Regions from separate parts of the Homo sapiens genome. Here region 2 is linked to region 1. Evidence: chromatin loops called from intact Hi-C (ENCODE). Cell type or tissue: heart right ventricle. All regions are shown on one strand. Links, peaks and the distances in the headings refer to the core of each region. The heading gives the core; the rest is flanking DNA.

What was found. Hi-C counts contacts between places; a loop is a spot of excess contacts. Peaks named below come from ENCODE experiments on the same cell type or tissue, not always from the same donor. Only the 100,000 strongest peaks of a DNase experiment are listed, where the experiment ranks them.
Region 2: it touches region 1 in a loop (6-fold over the local background); 12 of 110 quality-filtered maps call a loop at or near these places.

What each region holds. Positions count from the first base shown.
Region 1 is chr9:134,687,067-134,693,086 of GRCh38, forward strand. It overlaps COL5A1 (collagen type V alpha 1 chain), which reads left to right. Exons shown (of 66, transcript NM_000093.5): 2 at 3,846-4,013. Among named protein-coding and RNA genes, the nearest start is that of COL5A1-AS1, 37 kb to the left of the region's middle. RefSeq lists an enhancer at 1,724-2,514. In heart right ventricle, for the core only: a CTCF peak has its summit at 2,677 (motif pointing right); DNase peaks (open chromatin) are centred at 2,675 and 4,335; H3K27ac peaks cover 1,606 bases.
Region 2 is chr9:135,340,736-135,345,744 of GRCh38, forward strand. It overlaps LINC02907 (long intergenic non-protein coding RNA 2907), which reads left to right and starts at 2,514. Exons shown (of 3, transcript NR_171012.1): 1 at 2,514-2,736; 2 at 3,287-3,718; 3 at 4,559-5,009. RefSeq lists an enhancer at 1,555-2,267. In heart right ventricle, for the core only: a CTCF peak has its summit at 3,405 (motif pointing left); a DNase peak (open chromatin) is centred at 3,376; H3K27me3 peaks cover 3,908 bases.

The DNA.
Region 1 (6,020 bases), core at 1,052-5,051:
CTGCAGGAAGTTGCTGCTGCCAATGCCGCCTGGTGCCCTGAAGCTGGTCCCAGGCCGTGGCATGCGTGGGGGTCTGGACATGAGGATCACCTCCATATGCTGTGTCTGGGGATATGGCCCTGCTGGCTGTGCCAGGGCGGAGGAGGCTGCCACCTCCCTCTCACTGTCCAGCTCCATGAGTCTCTCTGATTGGCAGATTCTAATTTGCACCCTGCATCCTTATGCAAAGGCACCTGGGAAGTGTAGTTTTTAGCTCCCCAGACTGCAGAGCAGGATGGTGCCTAGAGGAGACAGGGCTGGAGCTTGGGTGGCCAAGGCACAGCAGGACACCTGCTATTCTCTGGGACTTCATCCATCCATCCATCCATCCATCCATCCATCCATCCATCCATCATCCATCCATCCATTCATCCATCCATCCATCCATCCATCCACCATGTGATGGACTGACCCCATAGGTGATCCGGTCATGGCGAGGGTTCCATGGAATCAACAAAGTTTTTGTTTCATGAAGCTTTCGGAGCTGGCCTTCTGTGCATCAGATGGTCGGTCTCAGGAACCTCTGGGCACAGCTGCATGGTCCTTCACTAAAGAGTAGGCACCGGGCTGGGTGTGGAGACCACACGCGTGATGCCATCTCGTCTTCACTGAGCACCTGGGCTGCTCGGTGGGTCCTCTGGGAACTGCTGGTGATGGGCCCCTGCCTGGCTGTCTAGGAGAAAAGGGCAAAAGAGAGGGGCTCTTGTTTGTTGAGCCGGGAAGTGCACGGGCCAGTGTGCGGTGGCCACTGTTGATTCTGCAGCTTCTCTCACTGGCCTTGACCCACTGGGATCCACCCTCTGGTGGGGGGTGCCACTGGCTTCAAACCCATGTCCACCTGTCCCCAAAGCTTGTGCTGTGTCCAAGTGGAGTTTTCATCCTGATGGAGGCTGGAAGAAAAGCTCCTGAAAGGCTGTGCGCCAGGCTCCTCCTGGGCTCTCCCCAACCTTTTCTTTTTCAAAAAGTACTTAATGTTTTCCTCTGCTCTGGCACAGGAAGCCCCTGGCCAGCAGGAGGGGTGGCACTAGGCCTGGGAAAGGTCTGGTGGCCTCTTAAACTTGTTGCAACAGAGATCTGCGAACATGTCCACCAAGCCTGCTGGAAAACAGCTCTTGCCTTCAGCAATGGAGAAAACAGGCTTGCGAGCCTGAGTCTGGGAAGAGCATCACGGGCTTGTTATGGTGTGAGTCCAGGAAGCCCCGGCCGGGATCCTTGCTCCCCTGCCCCGGCCGCTGCCAGTGCTGGAATTGAGTCTTAGGGATGACCCAGGGCTCGGCACTGTGTCATCTTCAGCAGGTGGACCGGCAGCTGGCGCATCCTCTCTTTCCACGGGCTGCATCCAGGCCCAGGGCTGCGCGGTGCAGCCTCACCAGGCACTGGCACTCAGCGTTTCTTCTCAAGTCAAAGGCAAAAGCCCACCAAAGCCTTCTTTGCTGGGGCCAGGTGGGAGGTGCCATACATGCCCGAGGGGGTGACAGAGCTGGGTGGGCTGTGCCCTGCTTGGCAGCCGAAAGCCACCCAGGAAAACAGAGAGGCCATGAGAGGCCTGGACGTGGGGTGTTCTGGGTCCCTGTGCCGCCCCTCCCCTTTGTCACTGTTCCCACGCCGCAGTGGGAAATCCTCAGCTTCTCCATGTTTCTGGCTTCTTGATTTAATTGGCAGAGGACTGCAGCAAAGCCAAGCTGTAGAAATGACACCGTCAGAGGCAGGGACTTCAGAACCCTGGGACCTGGGTACTGTGGAGCCTTCCAGAGAACTGTGGATGGGGAGGGGCTTCATGAATGAGAAATGCGGCTTCGATTTCCCTCCACCCTGGTCTCCTTCAGAGCCCTGCCCAGGCTGCTGTCTTCCCTGCACTGTCAGCTGGTCATGGCGGGGGTGGGGGTGGCACAGGTTCCTGTCTGTACCTCCTTGTGGCCTGCGCACCAAGCACAGTGCCCGCGCTGAGTCCCCTGGAGGGACAGGGAGTGCTGGGGAGACAGAGTCCTCCGTCTGGGTGCTCCTCTTGCTGAGGGCCTGCTGGGACAAGCAGTGACACTGCGCCATTGTCTCTGGCAGCCACCTCCTCCCGTGGCAGTGCCGAGGCTGCAGGTGCCCCTGGCTGCAGGAGTCCTTGAAAACCAGCAGAGAGGAAACCTGCGTGGCCATCCCATCTCACCTCCAAACCTTCTGCCCTTGGGAAAAAGGTGGGACTTTCCTCTTGAGCCCGTCGCAGGCTGATCACCATTCCTCCCTGGGGAGGAGGGCCAGGCCAGAGAGCGGGGAACTGATAGCTGAGGAGGCCCACACCACTGCACCCAGAGATGGGCACTGTTTAGTAGCAGATGTTGGGATCTAACTCCAATTGGCATTAGCATAAAGAGGGATACACCGGTTTCTGTCAGGCACAGCTTGATCCAGCTACTCAAACAGTGTGGCCAGTCTGTCTCTCTGCATCCTCAGGCAAGCACTCTCCACCTGCTCAGGAGACAGTTGCCAGCAGCTCCAGGTTCCTGTTCTGTGTTTGGAGCCAGCAGAGCAGGGAGGATTCCTCTTTCTCAAAGGAAAAAAGCCCCAGGACGGAGCTTCCTTATCCTGGCTGGTCTCACGTCCATCCCTGAGCTGACCGTCTGGGACAGGGCGGTGTCATGCTCTGATTGGCCAGCAGAGGGGGCACGGCCAACCCCGTCCACATCTACTGGGCAGGGCAGTTGCCGGCTGCTGGGTTCCTCCAACTCCCAGGCCGCCCCAACACACACCATTCTGTCGCTGTGATGCCAACTTCGAGTTTATTTTCTCTGCCGGGACTCCCAGGGAGCCTCTTGCTCGTGGGCACAGGAGCAGTGCTTTTCCCATAAAACTGACCTTGTTCAGGGCAGGTTCCTGGATTCGCGCCTTGTGGTGGATGCAGGTCTGGGGTCCTCGTGGTGTGGGGGAAGGAGGCTCTGGCAGATGGGGCCGTCTTTTGTGTTGGAGGGTGACCATTGAGCTCCCTGGTAATGATCACGGCTTCAGTGGCCAGAGGTCAGCTTATCCCCTTGCCCTTCCCTGAGAGCCCCTGGATAGAGGGTCAGGAACCTTCTGGAAGGGATGCGGGGGCTGCCCCTCCCTTGTTCTTGGCTCTGCATGGTCTGGCGATGTGGGCAGGGGTCTTCCAGGGCAATGGAAACTGCACACCCGCTGTAAACGGTCATGGGAAGGCGACAGACAGTCCAGGTGGATAATGACGGGGGGATAAACTAGGCCAGTGACATCCCCGTGACCTCTGGAGGGGCCTCAGGTGGGGTGAAGGTTCTCAGGGCTGCAGGGCAGATGTTGTGACCCACCGGTTCTCCTGTGTCATTGCACAGCACACCATAAGGCGGTCAGCTCCGCAGTGGGCCTTCTGTGGCCTTCCAGCATCTGCCTGGGCTGCTCTCCTTACGTGGCCAATGAGAAGAGGTGTCTGGGAGGCTGGGTGTGTGGCCCCTGCCAGCCTCAGGAGCCACGAGAGCGCAGTGAGGAAGGAGGGCGTCGTCAGAGCTGGGCTAGCCCGGGTCTGCCCCTGGTGTGTGGCCGCTGGTGGGGACAGGGATGGGACCCTCTGGGCTAGCCTGGGTCTGCCCCCGGTATGTGGCTGCTGGTGGGGACAAGGATGGGACCCTCCTCCGCAGCGTGGTGCCCTGCCTCGCCCAGCACGCGGCTCTAAGCTGGTCCTGGGGCTCTTCTGAGTGCCCAGGATTCACAGTGGTGGGGGTGGGGGTGCTTCCTGTCATCCCAGCTTCCGGGTGTTCCCAGGTGCTCCTTTCCTCTCCGTGGCTAACTCTGCTCCTCCTCTGTCATTTCAGCTCAGCCAGCAGATCTCCTGAAGGTTCTAGATTTTCACAACTTGCCTGATGGAATAACAAAGACAACAGGCTTTTGCGCCACGCGGCGATCTTCCAAAGGCCCGGATGTCGCTTACAGAGTCACCAAAGACGCGCAGCTCAGCGCACCCACCAAGCAGCTGTACCCTGGTAAGTGCCGCACCCTTCTGTTTGGGGCGGTGGGTCCCGTTGGCCCTCTGGCCTCCAGCCAGGAGCAGCGCTCAAGCCTGCGTGGTGGCAGAAGCGGGCTCAGCTTTCCAGGAAGCCCCTCTCACGAGCCCGGCTTCGTTTCACTGTAGTGAAAAGGCAGTTGCAACAGTGGGATTTTGTCCTTCTGGACGGGACTGGGCTTTGTCACTGTCCTTCTCTGCTGGATGTGGGTGGGTGGGTGTGGCCCAGTGCCCTTGACCTTCTATCAGCTGTGTCTCTGGTGGTAGCTGGGCCGCCAGGACTCCAAGGGCAGAAAGAGTCGGATGGGTCCTGAGGGATGAGGTTGAGAGAAACCTCGGGGTCGTGGGAAAGGAAGCACTTCCAGACAGAAGCTTAACCAGGGGCAGTGACATTAAGAGACGATGAATCAAACGTCGTGACTCCTAGCAAGAGCATGGGAGGCTTTTAATGAGAGTCAACTGCTAAATGCCGGGTCTCTGCTTTTAATTACATGCCCGGAGCGGGAAGCAGCATTAGCTCTAAGATACAGCATCCAAGTTGTCCCTGTCACCCAGTCGTGGGGCGGCACCTGCCACAGTTAATTAAACCCTCTGGGCTTATCTGGACGTGATTAACGAGCTGTTGATGGAGAACCTCATCGCCTTGACCCAGCCACTTGCTCATGGCCTGGACTAAAATGAGCTCCTCTTTCTGATTCAGATGAGAAAGGGACGGGGGATGTAGGGCAGGTGAGTTCACTTTATGAGATGCTCTGTAATTATTAGAAGACAGCGCAGCATCTTTTTGGTGGACCTGGAGGTGACCCCGGCATTGAACCCACGATCAGGGCAGTCTTTGAATGCTCCGTGGTGTTTCTGATGATCGTGTCCCCACGGGGCCCCTGAAGGACACCCTCTTTTGAGGGGCTGTTTCTGCTTCCACAGACGTGCTCTCTGTACACTCATCCCCAGCCATTGCCCAGCCCTCCTTTACATCCATGTGACCTTGAAGAGTTTGTCTCTGAGAGAATCTGGGCAGTTCTTTTCAAGAATGTTTTTGAGAACGAGTTATTTCAAGAAACACCTTCGAGGCACCGAGTCTCTGCCTTGCAGCTTGGTGGAGGTGAGGTGAAGTGGCCTGGGACCCCTGGCAGCCCATATTCTCTTAAACAGCCCACCTCTGGGTACCAGAGTGGCCCTGGGCTGTGGATCCCCAGCCTCAAGCGTGTGGAACTCATCGGCTCAGACAGCCTGTCCCCGCAAAGGACTGCAGCGGTTTCGTTTCTCCAGGCCTCTGGAGGAGCGTTCATAAGCTTCTGGGAGAGCATCTCTTTTGGAATTAGCCATGGAATCCTCACTTGGACCTTGGCCCAGAAATTGCACCCTTTTCTGCCCCATGACCCCCGGTTTAGAATTCGTGACCTAGAGATCCTGGGAGGGCTGGTCCAGGGAAGGGCTTAGAGAGCTGATTGCCGAGGACCACATGGACTCTGGGTGTGTGACACGCTGAGGGGCACCCTGGGAAGTAAGCGCTCCTGCTTTCCAAGGGGATCTTCAGCCACTTTGTTTAATCTTCTCTGTGTCACCCAATTCTGGGGTGTGGGCACCACACACTCACTGGACTTTGTCCTTCTCTGCTGGATTATCTTGTGGCCAGAAATATTACAGTATCTCAGGAATACGGGCTAATTATTGGATAAATAATCTAGGATCAGCTGGGCGCGGTGGCTCACCCTGTAATCCCAGCACTTTGGGAGGCTGAGGCAGGCGGATCACTTAAGGTCAGGAGTTTGAGACCAGCCTGGCCAACATAGTGAAACTCCATCTCTACCAAAAATACAAAAATTAGCTGGACGTGGTGGTGCGCGCCTGTAATCCCAGCTATTCGGGAGGCTGAGGCAGGAGAATCACTTGAACCTGGGAGGCGGAGGTTGCAGTGAGCTGAGATCGCACCACTGCACTCCAGCCTGGGTGAGAGTGAGAATATGTCAAAAACAAAAAAAAAGGA
Region 2 (5,009 bases), core at 1,010-5,009, 650 kb after region 1:
TTTTCAAGAAATGCCATTGAATGGCTTCTCACCATGTGTGCTGTGGCTCAGCAGGCTCCCAGAATGGGGTGTCCCCCAGGTCCCATCAGAACCTAACAAACAGACAAAGTGGCCAGCAACAGCTGCACAGGGGCTGCACGGACGGGGCGTCCGCTCTGCTGCTGACCAGATGGGCAGGCCCAATAAACAACCCCTCAGTTTCTCCATCTGTGACTCGGGAGCCATCAGCAGAAAGCTCTTGCAGGGCTGTGGGGAGCTCAGTGCACCCATGAGGGCATCACAGGCACGGTGCCCTGCACCTCAGGGGTGCCCTGGGCGGGCAAGGTCTTCTTCCAGCCTGACTGCCCCAAGAAAGGGATAGGGTGCTTTGCACAGACCCCAAATCCACAGTCCAAGCTGCGGTGTAGTTTTGCTGAGATTCTGGAAATTCCTTTCTATTTTGCAAAAAGAGGAGCCAAGGACCAGCACCAGAGGGGTGGCCCGGGGCCCAGGCACCCACCCAACTGAGCTGCGGCAGAGGGCAGCGGGCTCTCTGCAAACTGTAACAAGTTGGCTCTGTGGCCCTGTCTGTCAGAGGAGGAGGCTGTTCCCAGGAGACGTGGGCTCCACGGGAGACGCGCCGGCTGCGCTCAGCGGGGAGAGGTTGTCGCTCCAGTCCCTAGTGGAGGTCTGTTTGTGCAGGAAGCCGTCATCAGCAGAGAGGCTTTTATAGAAAGCCTCACCATTCCCCCTGCACCTAATTTGAGATGAAGGAACTCATTTGCTACGGAAGGCTCTAGAAAGTGGCTGCTGGCATGGTGGCAGGTGTGTGGGGATGGGAGAGGTGGCAAGAGGTCCAGGGACCCAGGCAGGATGGCCACTTATGGGTGTCCAGGCACCCACAGCTGACCCATGGGGCCCAAGCAAGAAGGACGCCAAGGCCACAGCGGGTGGAAGGGACCTGGTGGGAGACCCAGCTGAGGACAGCAGAGGCTGAGGACAGCAGAGGCTCAGCCCCACTTCCCCTGTGGTCCCTCACAAAGCCCCTCCCTCTTTCCAGACTCCTCCCCTCAGAACCTTCTCCGTCCGCCCACCGGCCAAGGCTCAGAGGGCTCTGGGGAAGGCGTGCGGGGTGGCAGGGCCCACCCAGGGTCCGGGTGCACCTGCAGGGCAGGCCCCGAGCTGCTCACCTCCCTGCTTTCCTCAGCCTCGAAGCAGCCAGGGCTCCTGGGCAGGGCGCCACAGCAGCCTCTATTTACCCCTCTGTAAAATGGGAAGAAAGTTCTCCCCAGGTGAGGCTGTCTCATGACTAAATCAGACACTCCAAGCTGATGCTCTGAAGCCACAGGTGTCCCTGCATCCCCATCACTAATACTGTCCTCTTTCCTACCATGGACAGGGGGCTCAGCGCCCAGGAAAAGAGCTCCACACTTTTCTAGCATCCCCTCGGGAGCTCTGGTTCCATAGAAGGGGGCTCCCAGTGTCCGATGGGGCTGAGCACAGCATGCAGCTGGGGCCCCCGTGTCCTAGGGATCCGAGAGCACACTGTTGGGCAGCAGCTCCTGGACGGGGCCCACCAGCCTTTGTGCAAACCAAGAAGGAGCTCGTCCCCTGGTACCAGGGCACCCAGCTGGCAAGCACAGGTGGCTGGACCCTGGCTCCCTCATTGGCACCTGCGGGGCCACATCGTGACCTTTGTGGGCCCCAGACACCATTCCCCCTGCACCTGATGGATCCATCGCTTTGCCCAGCCTTGGCTCTCGAGGTGACCTTCAAGGACTGCTGCAAGGACTGCCCCGCCAAGGAGCCTGGCACAGGCTGTTGGACACAACCCCAATTACTGACAGGTTCGCAAAGACACCCAAGCTGCAGGGCCTTGGCAGACGGGTAAGCAGCCTGATCTCGTCCAGAAATCTTGTCCACGTGCACCTCCCGGGAGCCCTCCTTCGGAGATGGCCGAGGCCTGATGCCCCAGAAGTCACTGTGTCCAGCTCCCACCTCTCCTGCCCCTCAACCCCTCAGTTCCTCCCTGGGAACCACCTGTCAGCTGCCCCAGCCTGGATTTGTGTTTTCACCCGGGAGTGACTCGGGGCCTCTGGTGGCCTGGGGAGATGGGGGAGCTTCCTGGGTCCAGGCACCAGCAGTCACCTCTGTCCCCAAGGAAGGCCCTGCCAAAGGGCCGGGCACCAGGTGCTCCACGTTTAGGCCAGGACTAGTTGATGGCTGCCCAGGCTCCCAATGACACATTCCCCTCCTCCGGGGTTGTCCCTGCTGGGCCTCTGTGCCAGCTGACAGCCAGAAGTCTGGTGATCGAGCCCGGTGGGGTCTCTGCCTGGGGAGGGATCCCTGGGTTTTGTCCCCATGCAGTGGGGGCTCAGGAAGTGCCCCCCAGCTTCCTCCTGCCTCTCAGCATTCCCAGCTGCCAGCACAGAGAGGCTGGGCTCAAGTCTTCTCCAAGGCCAGTGCCACCCTCCACCAGGTCCCACTGAGCCTCATGGGGCTGGTGGAGCCACCTGCCCACCTCAGCACTGCATCTCCAGCCAGGGCTGAGTGGCAGTGTGGGCACCGCGGCCCGGGACGACAGCCTGGGCTCAGAGTCAGGCTTGTGGCTTCGCCTCTCAGCTTGCGTCTCCTCCCCTGTGGGATGGGGGATTCCGTGGCACCCCCATGATGAACAGGATGCCATGGGCCTCAGCCCAGGGCAGACCTCAGTGTCCTTCCTGTGGCCGCTGCTGGAGGTGCGTGACCACAACACAGGTGTGTATCGATGTCACTTTGCGTCATGCCTGTGGGGAGGGCCCTCTCGCCCCATGGTCTCCATGGGGCCTCATCACACCTGGGAGGTAACTGGGGCATCTCAATTTTACAGATGAGTAAATGGAGGCTCAGAGCAGTTACAGGCTGAGGCTGAGACCTGGGCAGGTCTTTGTCATCTTGGAGTCCAGCACATACACAGGGCTAGCCTCCAATGGGCTAAAGGGAGCTGCCTCCTATACCTCCCTGTCCCCAGACACACACACAGAACCCCCACATATGCACAAGAGCACACGGCCACAGGAGTGTGTGCAGGTGTGTGCATGCATGCATGCGCATGCACACACATCCTTGCACAGAATGCACAAGGCACACACAGGCACAGGCGTGTGCACACACGTGTACACACACACATGCCTGCATGCATACCTCCCGGCTCCACAGAGGGGAGGGGGCATTTCCCAGGCAGGCTATGCTTCTCCAGCAGTGAGCGAACAAAATCTGTGCTCTGGGTGCCCAGAGCCCGGCAATGAGGGGATCTCACACCCTCCAGGGAGGGGACTCGTCCCCGCCACTGTGCTGACGCCTGGGTCTCCAGAGACCCTCCTGGAACTCCGCCAGGCCTTCCTGGGTTCCAGACAGGCCCGCCACGGGCATGACGCAGCGCCATCTAGCGGACAGCAGGGCTGCAGCGTGGACAGAACGGCCGGACGCCCAGTCCTGGGCTGGCGGCTGAGGAACAGCCTCACAGGGCAAGAGGGCAGGCAACACCTGCATCTTTCCGGCATAAGAACCTCAAGAAAAGCAAAGGAATATAAGCCTGTGTTCTTTGGAGCCACCGAAATCTCTGTTCTCATGGCAGTCGCTGAAAGTTTAAGGGAGCCGCCACCGCCCCAATGGGGTTGGTTTCTTTCTTCCCTGTTTTTAAAGATCTTTTAAAATGTCTAGAGAGACCCTGGGATCCAGTGCTGGACGGATGATGCAGGTTTGTGTGCATTTGGGTTCTTGCCCCACCCTCAGCCTCAGCCACAGCCACAGCATGGCTCCCTGGTGGTCTCGGGAGCAGGTGAACAGGGAGGTCCTGCTGTCGGTGCAGACCCCGCTCTCACGTCAGCCACTTTGCTGGGTAGGAATGAACTGAGACACTGCAGGGCACCCGCTAAGCCCACATCAAGCTCTAATTCCACAGTTATTTTGCAAAGAGGATAATGTTCCCCTGAGGACTCGCTGGATCATCTGCTCTCGGCCAGGGTGGCTGCAGGGCTGTGGGCAGCTGGTGCCTCTAGACAAGACATCTTCACCCCAAAACCCCAGGCCTGAAGTCCCAGGACCCCTTTCTCACCACAGTGACCACCAGGTGGCAGGTCAGGTGCAGAGGGGCCCTCTGCACCCCCAACTCTCAGGGGGATGGGACACCCACCACCCCTCAGGGCCTTCATCCCTCCTGTAAGTAGAGGCTTGCCTTTTGGATACCATGGCAGGGATCTCACATTCATGCCACACAGCAATTCGTGGGGACCTCAGAGATACGCGGGGAGGGCAAACAAGGCCCGCATCTGGAGTACAGCAGCGGGCTTGGCTGGAAGGATGTAAAGGGCACAGGCCGTCTGTCTCTACCCACAGCCCCTAGAGCCTGCAGCGTCGTGCTGCTGGTGAGAAAGACGGCGGCACCATCACATGCGAGAGACAGCTGTCTGTCGAGAGCCTGCTTGGGCTCCCAGGCTCCCTCATCGCCTGACACCCCCACGTGGGGAGGGGGCGATGACCTTTCACGTAGAGGAAGTTGAAAGCTGCTTTTTTCTTTTTGAATCTCATCTCCACTCAGGGCCACACAGAGAGGCTATTGTGTGTCACTTGCTGGGTTAGGAACAGACGGATCAGGGCTTCTATGCTGCGTCTGCCTGGTCCTGGGAGAGAGAAACTCACACAACCATCTGCCTGGAAGACCTGGGCTTCTCAGGCTAGAGGGTCTGCACATGTAGGTGTGTGTGCATGCATACATATGCCTGCGTGTGGATGTCTGTGCTTCACACAAACAAGTGTACTTGTGGGCATATGTGTGTGTGTGCCTGCATGTGCAGCTCTGGGTATGTGTGTGTGCGCATGCCCCTGAGTCTCTCTGCATGTGATGCATTTGTGCATGTGTGTGCCTGTGTGCCCGGGTCTGTGTCTATATATATGCATGCATGGATATGCATACGTATGTGCATTTCTGCACATGTGTGCGTATGCCTGTATGTGCCTGGCTATGTGCACACACATGTGAATGTCTGAGC